Linked DNA regions of Homo sapiens: region 1 is linked to region 2. Evidence: read pairs that join two places in POLR2A ChIA-PET (ENCODE). Cell type or tissue: OCI-LY7. All regions are shown on one strand. Each heading gives the region's core, and the rest is flanking DNA. Links, peaks and the distances in the headings are about the cores only. Region 1 overlaps TSHR (thyroid stimulating hormone receptor). Region 2 overlaps CEP128 (centrosomal protein 128).

Region 1 (5,385 bases), core at 120-5,119, 49 kb before region 2:
ACTACAATTGAGCCCTTTCTGATATGCTCCTTTATGTTAATAAATATGGCCACACCACTAACAAGACTGGCTTTTGCCTCTTTATGGTTAAAGATGAGTTTTGATGCTGCCAGTGCCTTCATATTGATCATGTCTCTGGCTGCAGTTGGATTTTCAGATATATTTAAAATTACTTTCAAAACAAGATGTCTGGTTTTGTACTTTCTCAAGGATGGCAAATGAAAAAGCTCTGAAAAGTCACCGGCAACAATGTAGTGATGGACAAAATCAGTAGTCAGTTGCCCTAGTATCTTTGATCCAGATTGCTGTCCAGGTGAGTTCAAAGGAAATGACATGGTGTCTTTACACATATGCTTAACATGTAATTCAATTTTGCATTGTCTTTCATCCCCAGAAGGAGGATTCAGAGTAATTACTCATAAGAAAATTAGTAATTTTCTCATTTCTGGGGAAGGAAAACTGAGCAAGCTTTCAATAAGCATCATTATACCATTTCATTAATAAACTCTTGGGCAAATGGGTGAACGTTATGGATACCCATTGCAATCTGTGCTCTTTTATGAACAAGAGGATCAGTAGTTGACTTAAGTAAGTTAACAAGTTGTTCAAATTCCTCAGAGTCCACATAGCATTCCATTTTGCAAGAGTAAGCAAATGGCTTAATCCCATTTACCTCCCTAATCCTGATTTGGTGTCTAATCTCATCTATGGTCTGGATGCAAGGGTCGGAACCAAAAGGACACTCAGGGATGGGCTGTGAGCATGAGTTAGTGTTCCTACAAGGGCAGGCTGTTGCCACAGGCAAAGAATAGGCATTTTCTTCAGCTGAGGCCAAAACAATATATGAAGGAGGGCTTGCCTTAGATGCCTGGGATCTAATCCGAATACTGCTGGAGTTACAGCAGGGGCTTTGGGCCAGATAGTTACCTCAGACCAGTCCTTGGGCCTATTTTTTTTTTCCATTAATTTCATCCACAGGCTGAGATCTAACTATCCTACTCACAGATTGAGGATTAGGGTCAAAACTAGCATCATCTCCTTCCCAAAACCAGTTCCCAATGACATTCTCTTCCTCCTCTTCCTCAGCCCCAGACCTAGGTTTGCAACTGGCCCCAGTCACAGGCTCCAACTCCTCAGCACAGACCTGGGCACCAATTTCAGGTTTATCATTCTTAGCACCGGAATGATTACCAGCCTCTTCTCCATTTCAGAACCAGGAATTGATAGTGGCCTCTTCCTCAGCCCAGACCCAGGCATCAATACCAGCCCCATTTTTACATGTGGAGCTGGTGGACTCATTCCCAGCCTCGGGACTGAAATCTCCAGTGGCTTTGCCCAGAGCCTTAGGCTCTGACAGGGGCTCCTTCCTTCATCTCAGCACCGACCTTGTTCTTAGACACTGCCTTCATCTCTGCCACTGCATCTGTCAGAGACCCTGGCTTGTCTTTTGCTTTGGCCCAGGTATTGGCTACAGGCCTAACCACACCCGTAGCCTCCCTCTCTTCTCCAGCTTTAGCTTGTATAGCAGACTCTTTTCCGCTTTGGCCTGGCCTCTTGTCTTATTCTTAGTCCCAGTCATGGTTGAAGCCCAGTTACTTGGCCCTGTCCATCTTGTCCTTGGTTCTCAAGGTGTCCTAGGCTGATGTCTTAATACTCTTTCACTGTGTCAGGGAAAAACTTGGTAGCGAGAGTTAGAGTCAACTTTCAGTTCAGCAGTCACTATGTTCTCTTGCCAAACATGCAGCCTCTGTCAACGATACAGAGGGCAGAGGCACGCTTGGGCTAGGGAAGAATGATTGTTCCCTAGTGCAGACCTGCTGAAGCTGATGGTCGTCCGACAATCCAAAGCCACCACAGCTACCAGCGGTGATGGACCTTGGATCCAAATGAATAGTTTTTGTTCTCTTTCTTAGTTAACTCCCTAGTGAACAGCTACCTACAGATCTCTACAGGAACCTAGAAAGGAACAGACCTCATCACCACCTATGTCAGCCTGCTCACATAGCAAGGGTCCTCAGAAGATGCTATCCTTCCCACAAAAGAAGAGTCCTCTAGCTAGAGAAGAGTCACAGCCTCCACACGCCCAGGGCCCAGGTCATCAGCCTCCCATCCTCTCCTCTGTTGTCCTCTGGCTGCTCCTCACTTGGATTCCCACTGCTTTCCCCATGATCTGAATGGCAAAGAGTCGTCCTGCTCCTGACGCCACTGCATCAAACTCAATATTCTATTTTTAAAAAAACCTTCTTGAGAATCTGGAACCATGCCCTTGCCCATAAACTTGTGTGTTTTGGTTGGCATTTAAACTACTGGATGGCTGAGACACCTCCCAAGCTGAGATAGTATCATAAAATATATCCCTGAGCAGTGAAATCCCTGATGTTGCTGTTGGAAACAATTGTGGAACTCCCCTTGAGCCATTTTCTCAATGATAAATGAGTTTATAATCCTAAATTATAAAATAAAAAGGTAACAATTCACCATGAAAGAGCCATTAAGATCTCACAGTTTTCAAACTGACACCCCCAAGAATTACAGAGAATAGAATGATTTCAAAGTGATTATAAAATAAGTTTTTTTAAAAACTAATTCAGGACATAAAAGACATGATCAAAACCACAAAAATGAACAGATATATGAAACAGAACAGACAACCGAAATATAACAGAAATGGATTAGACAGAAGAGTAGTTAGCTGAAGAATAGTGGCCTGGAAATATATGTAAAGCTAAGAAACCAGATAAAATGTAGCACAGAGAGATATCATATTAGAAAACACAAAAGAGAAGTTAAAAGGCAAGAATGAAAGATGGATGATCCAACTTACATCTAATAGGACTCACATGAGAAAAGAATAGAGAAAATGAGGACAGACAATATTAAAGAGATAATGGCTAAGAACTTCTCATTCAAAATAGAACAATGAATTCAAAGCAGGGTAAATAAAAATTCATCAATATCTACACATATTACAGGAAAACTGTTAAACATTAAAGACAAAGAGATCTTAAAAGCAAATAAAAGTCAAAGATGAAAACATCAAGAGAAGGATAACTGAGCTGGTGGCAGATTTCTTAACAGCAAGAGAGGGTACAATAACAGTAAAATTCTATCTTAATCCCTGCGTGGGGAGAGAAGGAAAAAGTGGATAGTGGCAGAGCTTTAGTTGTTGCTGTAACATTTTATTTATTTAAAAAATAAAAGAGAAACCTAAGTTAAAGCCAATTGTTAACTTCTGGTTAATTTTGATGGTAGCACATAGTTATCTGTGTTGCTATTTTTGTGCTTTCATATGCATTAAAGATGGAAAAGGGTTAATTATAGAAAAAAAAGAGTGGAAATAAAGAATGTTCCCACAAAAATGAATAGCTTGTGCAAGCAATAAGAGCAGCAGAGTGAATGACACATTCTAGGATGTAAAAATAGTTCGAAGTGGCTGAAATAAAATTCTAGAATATAAAAATAGTTCAAAGTGGCTGAAATAATAGAAGTGACTAAAGTGGAGGGAAACTAGTAAAAGATCTGCCTGCAAAGAGAAGCAAGCAGGGCCAGATCACGGGGACTTCATAAACCATGTGAAGAGTCTGAAATTTTCTGAAGAGCAATGGAAGCCAATAGCGTATTTTACTCAAGAGACCGAGACCCCATCCGCAGTACAGGCTGATCACCCTCACTGCTGTGTTTAGCAAGAACAAAAGAAACTCCATTTCCATTCAGGTGGAAAAAAATGTTAGTGGTGAGAACTCAGATGAAAACAAATGAAATGGAGACAGATTCAAGATATATTTAGACTAGTAATAATTAATAATGGATTTGATATTAGGGATGAGTGAGAAGAAAGTATCAAGAATAATCCTATGTGTCTGTTTTTCTTTGTCTTTAAATACTGATTTTATGTTTTTAGTTTTCTCTTATTTTTAATTAGCACATATTTTTGGAATACGGTATGCTGTTTTGATACATGTATACATTGTATAATGATCAAATCAGAGTAATTTGCAAATCCATCACCTCAAACATTTATCATTTCTTTGTGGTGAGAACATTCAACATCATCTCTTCTAGCTATTTGGAAATAAACAATACATTATTGTTAACATAGTCACCCTACTGTGCAATAGAACATCAGAATTTATTCCTCCTACCTAACTGTAACTTTATACCTGTTGACCAACCTCTCCTCATTTCTTCCTCCCCCTACCCTCTGCACAGCCTTTGGTAACCACTATCCTACTCTCTGCTTCTATGAGATCAATGTCATTAGACTCCACATATGCATGATGTTAGACTCCACATATGCATGATGCTTCTACGAGATCAATGTTGTTAGACTCCACATATGCATGAGATCATGCACCACTTGTCTTTCTGTGTCTGGCCAATTTCACTTAACATGATATCCTCCAGGTTCATCCATGTTGTTGCAGATGACTATGCTGTTTTGAGCATCCGGGTAACCGATGGATCCATTCACTGAGATGGGTATACAGATAGTTTTGGCCAAGAAGATAATAATGTCACCTTTGGAAATGTTAAATATAAGGACACTGTATGATATTTTAGTGAGCAATTGGATGAAATAAGTTTAGTGCTCAGAAAAGAGACCTGGCTTACAGATCTGAAATTCAAATTCATTAGAATCTCATTAGATGTATGAATGGGAGTAGGCGAGGCTGGAGAAGTGTGGCATGAGATAAGAACCTCAAAACCATCCAGCATCATTTAAATGATAGGTAGAGGAAGAAAGAGAAGCTGGTACAGAAAGGCAGATGTGCAAACAGAGAAGATGAAAGAGAAAATGGGTATGGCAGCCACAGAGATGCACCACTCAGATCTCCCTCCAGGAAACAGCTTTCTGTGTAACTGTCAGGAGGCAGTTAGCTGCCAGCCTCCATCTGCAGCACCTGCAGGAACTGTCACAGTGTTTTAACCAAGGCTCTACTCTTCCCGGGAAGCCCACAGCCCAGGGCTGAGCATGGCAGTGGTGCTAGAGCCTGGCTTCTATGCCTAATGTGGGTCCCTCTAACAGGCAGTCTTTGCTCTAGAGCTCCCCATTGGTTTGGCCAAGATTTTGTCAGCTCTGTAGCACAGTCTGGGGCTCTCCCCCTTTATCTTTCACAGATGTTATCTTTCAATGAACCACTTGCACTCCTAACGCTGTCTCAGCATCTGCTTCCCAGAATAACTGAACTGATACAGTTGGTACTGGAATTGGTCTGAGAAAGCAGGAGGTAAAATGAGGTTTTGGGAGCAGATCACTTCCTGCAAGCTGGTGATGAGGATCCCATTCTGGGTGGCACAGGGGGCACAGATAGTCTCTGGCACAGGGTGGCAGCCCAATTACTAAAAACTTTAATCAATGATGGCTTGGAAGAAAGTTCCGTGAGA
Region 2 (5,385 bases), core at 220-5,219:
TTCTGATTTCCAGCTATGTGCTCCAATCGTTAAATCCAGTATGTTTCTACTTTATCGATGTTTTAAAAAACATTTCCTGTTGACCTTTAATTTTAAGGTCTGCTCAATAAACTTTTGCCAAAGGATGGTCTTTGAGTTCTTAGACAAGAAATCATTATCTTCTTCCTGACCCTTAAAATTGGCTGTGCCATAGTTTGCTGAACCATCTGGTACTGTAAAGCAGTTTTAGGATGAAGGCCATTATTTGTGTAACTTATTAAGACAGGAGGCTTGAAAGCTGGGAATTAACTGCAGAGGGTGGGGGAAGTGTGTCACAGTGTTTGCAGGAAAGATGTGTAGCACATCCTCAGCTGGTGGTTGCATAGGACTCTCCACAGTAAGTGACTTGCTTGCATGGATCCTAATGGTAGGTCGGGCTTGTCTGAAGTCTGCCATCTTATTTCTTGTATATCGGACCTCCCTGGCATCAGAGTCTCAAATATTTTGCAATCTAAGGCTTATTTCCCACACATAAATATTCCTTTCTAGCTACTAATCTCTTTCTTCACATATGCAGACTTCCTAAAAGAATGATTTATACACAGTGCTTCTGCTTTTTCACCTCCTATTTACTCCACAACCTGGCATCGTCCTCACCTAAGCATTTTACTGAGACTGCTTTTGATACAGTCACTAGCACTTCCAAAGGATACTTTCTATTCCTTTTCCTACTTGACGTATTTGTTGGATTTGTCCCTCAGAGTTCACTCAGCATTTGCCCCTAAACAGATGAGACAGATGTCCCATAGTAATTTTAACAGGGAAAGCTTAACATACAGCAGAGGTTGATAAGCCATATCCCATGGGCTAAATTTAGCTTACCACAGGTCAAATCAAGCTACCCCATTCATTTATAATTGTCTGTGCTTTTGTGCTACAGCTGGCAGAGGCTCACAGTTGGGCAGAGAAAAAAAATTTGCTGACTCCTGATATAATTAACTATAAGGGGATTATCTGTAAAAGGACAGAGATGACTCTAAAGAATCCCCTGGGCTGACAGACAGTGCCCAAAGGAGATATAAACTTAGAGGGGGCTCTCTGCAAGGCTGGGATTCCTACCTTGTTGGAGGTGTGGCTATAGCTCCCTGAATGGTGGAGAGACTTACTGAGTTACTGGGGCCATAGCTGATCCACAGTTGCTGGGGAAGGAGAGGACACTGTTCCTAATTAAAGGCGGAGTGACGCTGGAAGGCAGGGAACCACACCACGAATGATGGGCAGGAAACACCTCTCCAGGATGCTGGTAGGGTGAAGCTGGGGGATTGACTGTGAGGTTGTCTGTCAGATTCAGTAAGAATCTGAGTAGGGGGTGGGGCTACTGAAACTTGATGGGAAGCTGCCCAATGTGGGTACTGCTGAAACTTGATGGAGTTGAGTACCACTGGATATCCTCACACAGGATGCTGAAATGAAAATGCAACAAATGGAAAACATGGAACCAGAAAGAGAAGCGCCTTCCTTCTGCAGTGTCCTTTTAAAAAATCATTATTATTATTATTATTATTTGGTTTCAATAGCTTTAGGGCAGGGGTCCCCAACCTTTTTGGCACCAGAGGCACTTTTCATGGAGGACAATTTTTTCACAGACTGGGAGGCAGAGAGAAGGATGGTTTTGGGATGATTCAAGTGCATTGCATTTATTGTGTACTTTATTTCTGTTATTATTACACTGTAATATATAAAGAAATAATTATGCAACTCACCATAGAGTCAGTGGGAGCCCTGAGCTTTTTTTTCCTGCAACTAGACAGTCCCGTCTTGGGGTCATGGGAGACAGTGACACCCAAAGTGTGTTGCTTACGTCCATTCTACTCTGTAGTCTCATTTTTGTTGCTGTCACTGCAGAAAAACCTGCTTCACAAAGATAAGATGTTGGAAATGGAAGCAGGCTTTTTGGTGCACAAGGCAATCTCAGGATATTTTGCCTTGACTTAAATCCAGAACATATAGAGGTTTGAAGTTGTCTCAGACATACTTTTAAGGCCAGAGTCATTTGCAATCTCAGGAAGTTGATCCTCTTCTAGCATGGACAAAGTTGATTCACCTGGTTTATTTACAAGTGGGTTGCGGAACCATTTCTTCCCAATTTGGGGATCTTTTATGGTTGAGAAGTATGTTGGTCCATTCTCATGCTGCTATGAAGAAATACCCGAGACTGGGTAATTTATAAAGGAAAGAGGTTTAATTGACCCATAGTTCCGCATGGCTGCGGAGGCCTCAGGAAACCTACAATCGTGGTGGAAGGGATGCAAACACATCCTTCTTCACATGGCATCAGGAGAGAGAAGTGCCAGGTGAAGGAGGAAAAGCCCCTTATAAAACCATCAGATCTTGTGAGAACTCACTACTATCATGAGAACAGCATGGGGGTAACTGCCCCTATGAGTCAATTACCTCCCACCAGTCTCTCCCACGACACATGGGGATTACGAGAACTACAATTCAAGATGAGATTTGGGTGGAGACACAGCCAGACTATATTAGGAAGTAATACTCAAACTCCTTTGAAAGCTGAGATAGATGATCATACACCAGCTGGGAGAAAGAAGGCCCTGGCTCAGTCTCTTTCAAAATCTCTGCTAATATTTGAAACATGTCAAAAATCCCAATGTTCACTGGTTGCCCCCATAATTCTAGTTTTCTCTGAATGCATCCACTTTATCTGCTGACTTGAACACAGTTGTCGTTTTCCCGTGAAGTGACAGGTTGAGTTTGTGGAGCAGGTTGAATTTGAATATGTCAGTCACACAAGTAAACAAGTTTTACAACCCATTCTGTGTCACTGAAATGTGCTGCCAGTAGTGACTGTATTTCTAAAAGAACTCTCTGGAGCAGCTGTTGTAACTCAAAATCTCTGGCCAGTGATCTACCTTTAGAAAGCCATCTCACTTCTGTGTATAAGAGATGATGTGTGTGCTCTGCATCTCCTCACAGAGCTGCAAGAACAGACATGAGTTAAGGGCATGTACTTTAATGTGGCTGATAATTTTAATCACATCCTGCAAAACGTTGTTAGGTTCAGGTGACATTGTTCAGCTACCCAGCATTTCTCCATGGATGACACAGTGCATAGACTCATATTCAGAAGCACCCTCTTTGACTTGAGTAGTGAAACCAGCAAGCCGTTCAGTCATGGCAGCTGCTTCGTCTGTGCACATACCAACACAAAATGACCAATGTGGTTTTCCTGTTAGGTAATCATTCAAAGACTTTAATAGTTCTGCAGCTGTGGTGTTGGTTGGCAACAAAAGTACGCATATCGTATCCTCATGCACATCCTCCTGAAAAATATATCACATAAAAACAAGCATTCTTGCCTTATCGTCAACATTGACAGGCTCATCAACCTGGATTGCATACCACGATGACTCATTAATCCTCTTTAACAGTTGTACCTCACTATCCTCTGTTATTTCATCATTCATCTAGTTATAGTGCTAGCCAAAAGAGGAACACGTGCCACCTTTTGAACTGCAACCTCTCCTAAAAGTTCATGACAAATGTCCTTAGCAGCAAGCAGGTCAACTCTTCACCAATAGTAAAGGACTTCTTAGCTTTAGCAATGTGGTTAGCCACTGAGAATGATGCTCGCAGTACAGATGCATTTGATGAAGTGGTGGCCTTCAATAATTGCTTCTGTTCTTTGTGTTCATGTTTTTTTCTTTTGAAAAACTCCAGAGGCTTGTCTTTTAATGCAGTGTGCATGGTCTCCATGTGGTGAAGCAGTTTTGAAGGTTTCGTGGCTTTATTGCATAGCTGGTCATCACATACACAAAGCAGGCTTGGAGAAGGCGAATCACCTGTTGCAATGAACTCTTAATTTAAGGAGGACTCTTGGTAATTTTTTTAAATGGAGTTTTCTTCTTGTTGGCACTTTTAGCATCTTCTGCTGTCCCATCATTGGATCTTTCCCCCTTTTCAAAGAAGCTCTCCAGTGACATTTGTTTTTTACTCATTTTGGCTAGGGGTAGCTTGCGGGCTTACCAAAACAGTGACTGAGACAAGTGCATAGTGCAGGAAAGAGGTATGGACAGAAGTGGTAAATAAAATAATGGGCGGGCCATGTGCGGACTGAAGTATCAGATCCTGACTTAAAGCCTGCCGCCAGATGCAGCTTGTCACTTGCCACTCACTGATAGGGTTTTGATATGAGTCTGCAAGCAGTAGATTTACTACGGTCTCTGGGCAGTCAAACCTCTCTGCTAATGTTAATTTGTATTTGTAGCTGCTCCCAGCACTAGAATCACCACCTCAGCTCCACCTCAGGTCATCAGACATTAGATTCTCATAAGGAACACACAACCTAGATCCCTTGCATGTACAGTTCACAGTAGAGCTTGTGCTCCTAGGACAATCTAATGCCACCGCTGATCTGACAGAAAGTGGAGCTCAGGTGGTAATGCAAGTGAAGGGGGCAGCTGTAAATACAGATGAAACTTTGCTCACCCACCCGCTGTTCACCTGCTGCTCTGCATCCCGGTTCCTAACAGGCCACGGACTGGTAGTGGTCCTTGGCTCATGGCTGGAGACCCCTGCTTTAGGATGTAAGTGGTTTTTGGTTACATGGATGAATCGTATAGTGGTGAAGTCTGGGATTTTAGGCACCTGTCACCTGAGTAGTGTACATTGTACCCAATAGGTAGTTTTTCATCCCTCAACCCCCTCTCACACTGCCCCCTTCCAAGTCTCCAGTGTCCACTCTACCACTCTGTATGTCTTTGTGTACTCATAGCTTAGCTCCCACTTGTAAGTGAGAACATGAAATAGTTGGCTTTTGATTTCTGAGTTACTTAGAATAATAGCCTCCAGTTCTAACCAAGTTGCTGCAAAATACATTATTTTGTTCTTCTTTATGGCTGAGTAGTATTCCATGGTATACATATATACCACATTTTCCTTATGCACTCATCAGTTGATGGGCACTTAGGTTGATTCCATATCGTTGCAATTGTGAATTGTGCTGTGACAAACATAGATGTGCAGATGTCTTTTTGACATAGTGACTTATTTTCCTTTGGGTAGATACCCTGTAGTGGGATTCCTGATTCAAATGATAGATCTACTTTTAGTTCTTTGAGAAATCTCCATACTATTTTCCATAGAGGTTGTACTGATTTACATTTCCATCAGTAGTGTATAAGCATTCTCATTTCATTACATCCACACCAATATCTATTGTTGTTTGACATTTTAATAATGGCCATTCTGCTGGGATAAGATGGTATCTTATTGTGGCTTTCATTTGGATTTCTCTGATTAGTGATGTTGATCATTTTTTTTCATGTTTGTTGGCCATTTGTATATCTTCTTTTGAGAACTGTCTGTTTATGTCATTTGCCCACTTTT

What was found. ChIA-PET counts read pairs that join two places held together with the same protein. Peaks named below come from ENCODE experiments on the same cell type or tissue, not always from the same donor. Only the 100,000 strongest peaks of a DNase experiment are listed, where the experiment ranks them.
Region 1: POLR2A ChIA-PET joins it to region 2 with 6 read pairs; 6 of 35 experiments call an interaction of 5 or more read pairs at or near these places.

What each region holds. Positions count from the first base shown.
Region 1 is chr14:80,978,182-80,983,566 of GRCh38, reverse strand. The region is part of intron 1 of TSHR (thyroid stimulating hormone receptor); the gene reads right to left. It also overlaps the pseudogene GPRASP3P1. Among named protein-coding and RNA genes, the nearest start is that of TSHR, 25 kb to the right of the region's middle. In OCI-LY7, for the core only: no CTCF peak of the experiment used is centred there; a DNase peak (open chromatin) is centred at 4,896; H3K4me3 peaks cover 1,195 bases; H3K27ac peaks cover 1,860 bases.
Region 2 is chr14:80,929,048-80,934,432 of GRCh38, reverse strand. The region is part of intron 2 of CEP128 (centrosomal protein 128); the gene reads left to right. Among named protein-coding and RNA genes, the nearest start is that of CEP128, 10 kb to the left of the region's middle. RefSeq lists enhancers at 2,446-2,495, 3,306-3,375, 3,396-3,525. In OCI-LY7, for the core only: no CTCF peak of the experiment used is centred there; DNase peaks (open chromatin) are centred at 3,202, 4,122 and 4,402; H3K4me3 peaks cover 3,158 bases; H3K27ac peaks cover 4,965 bases.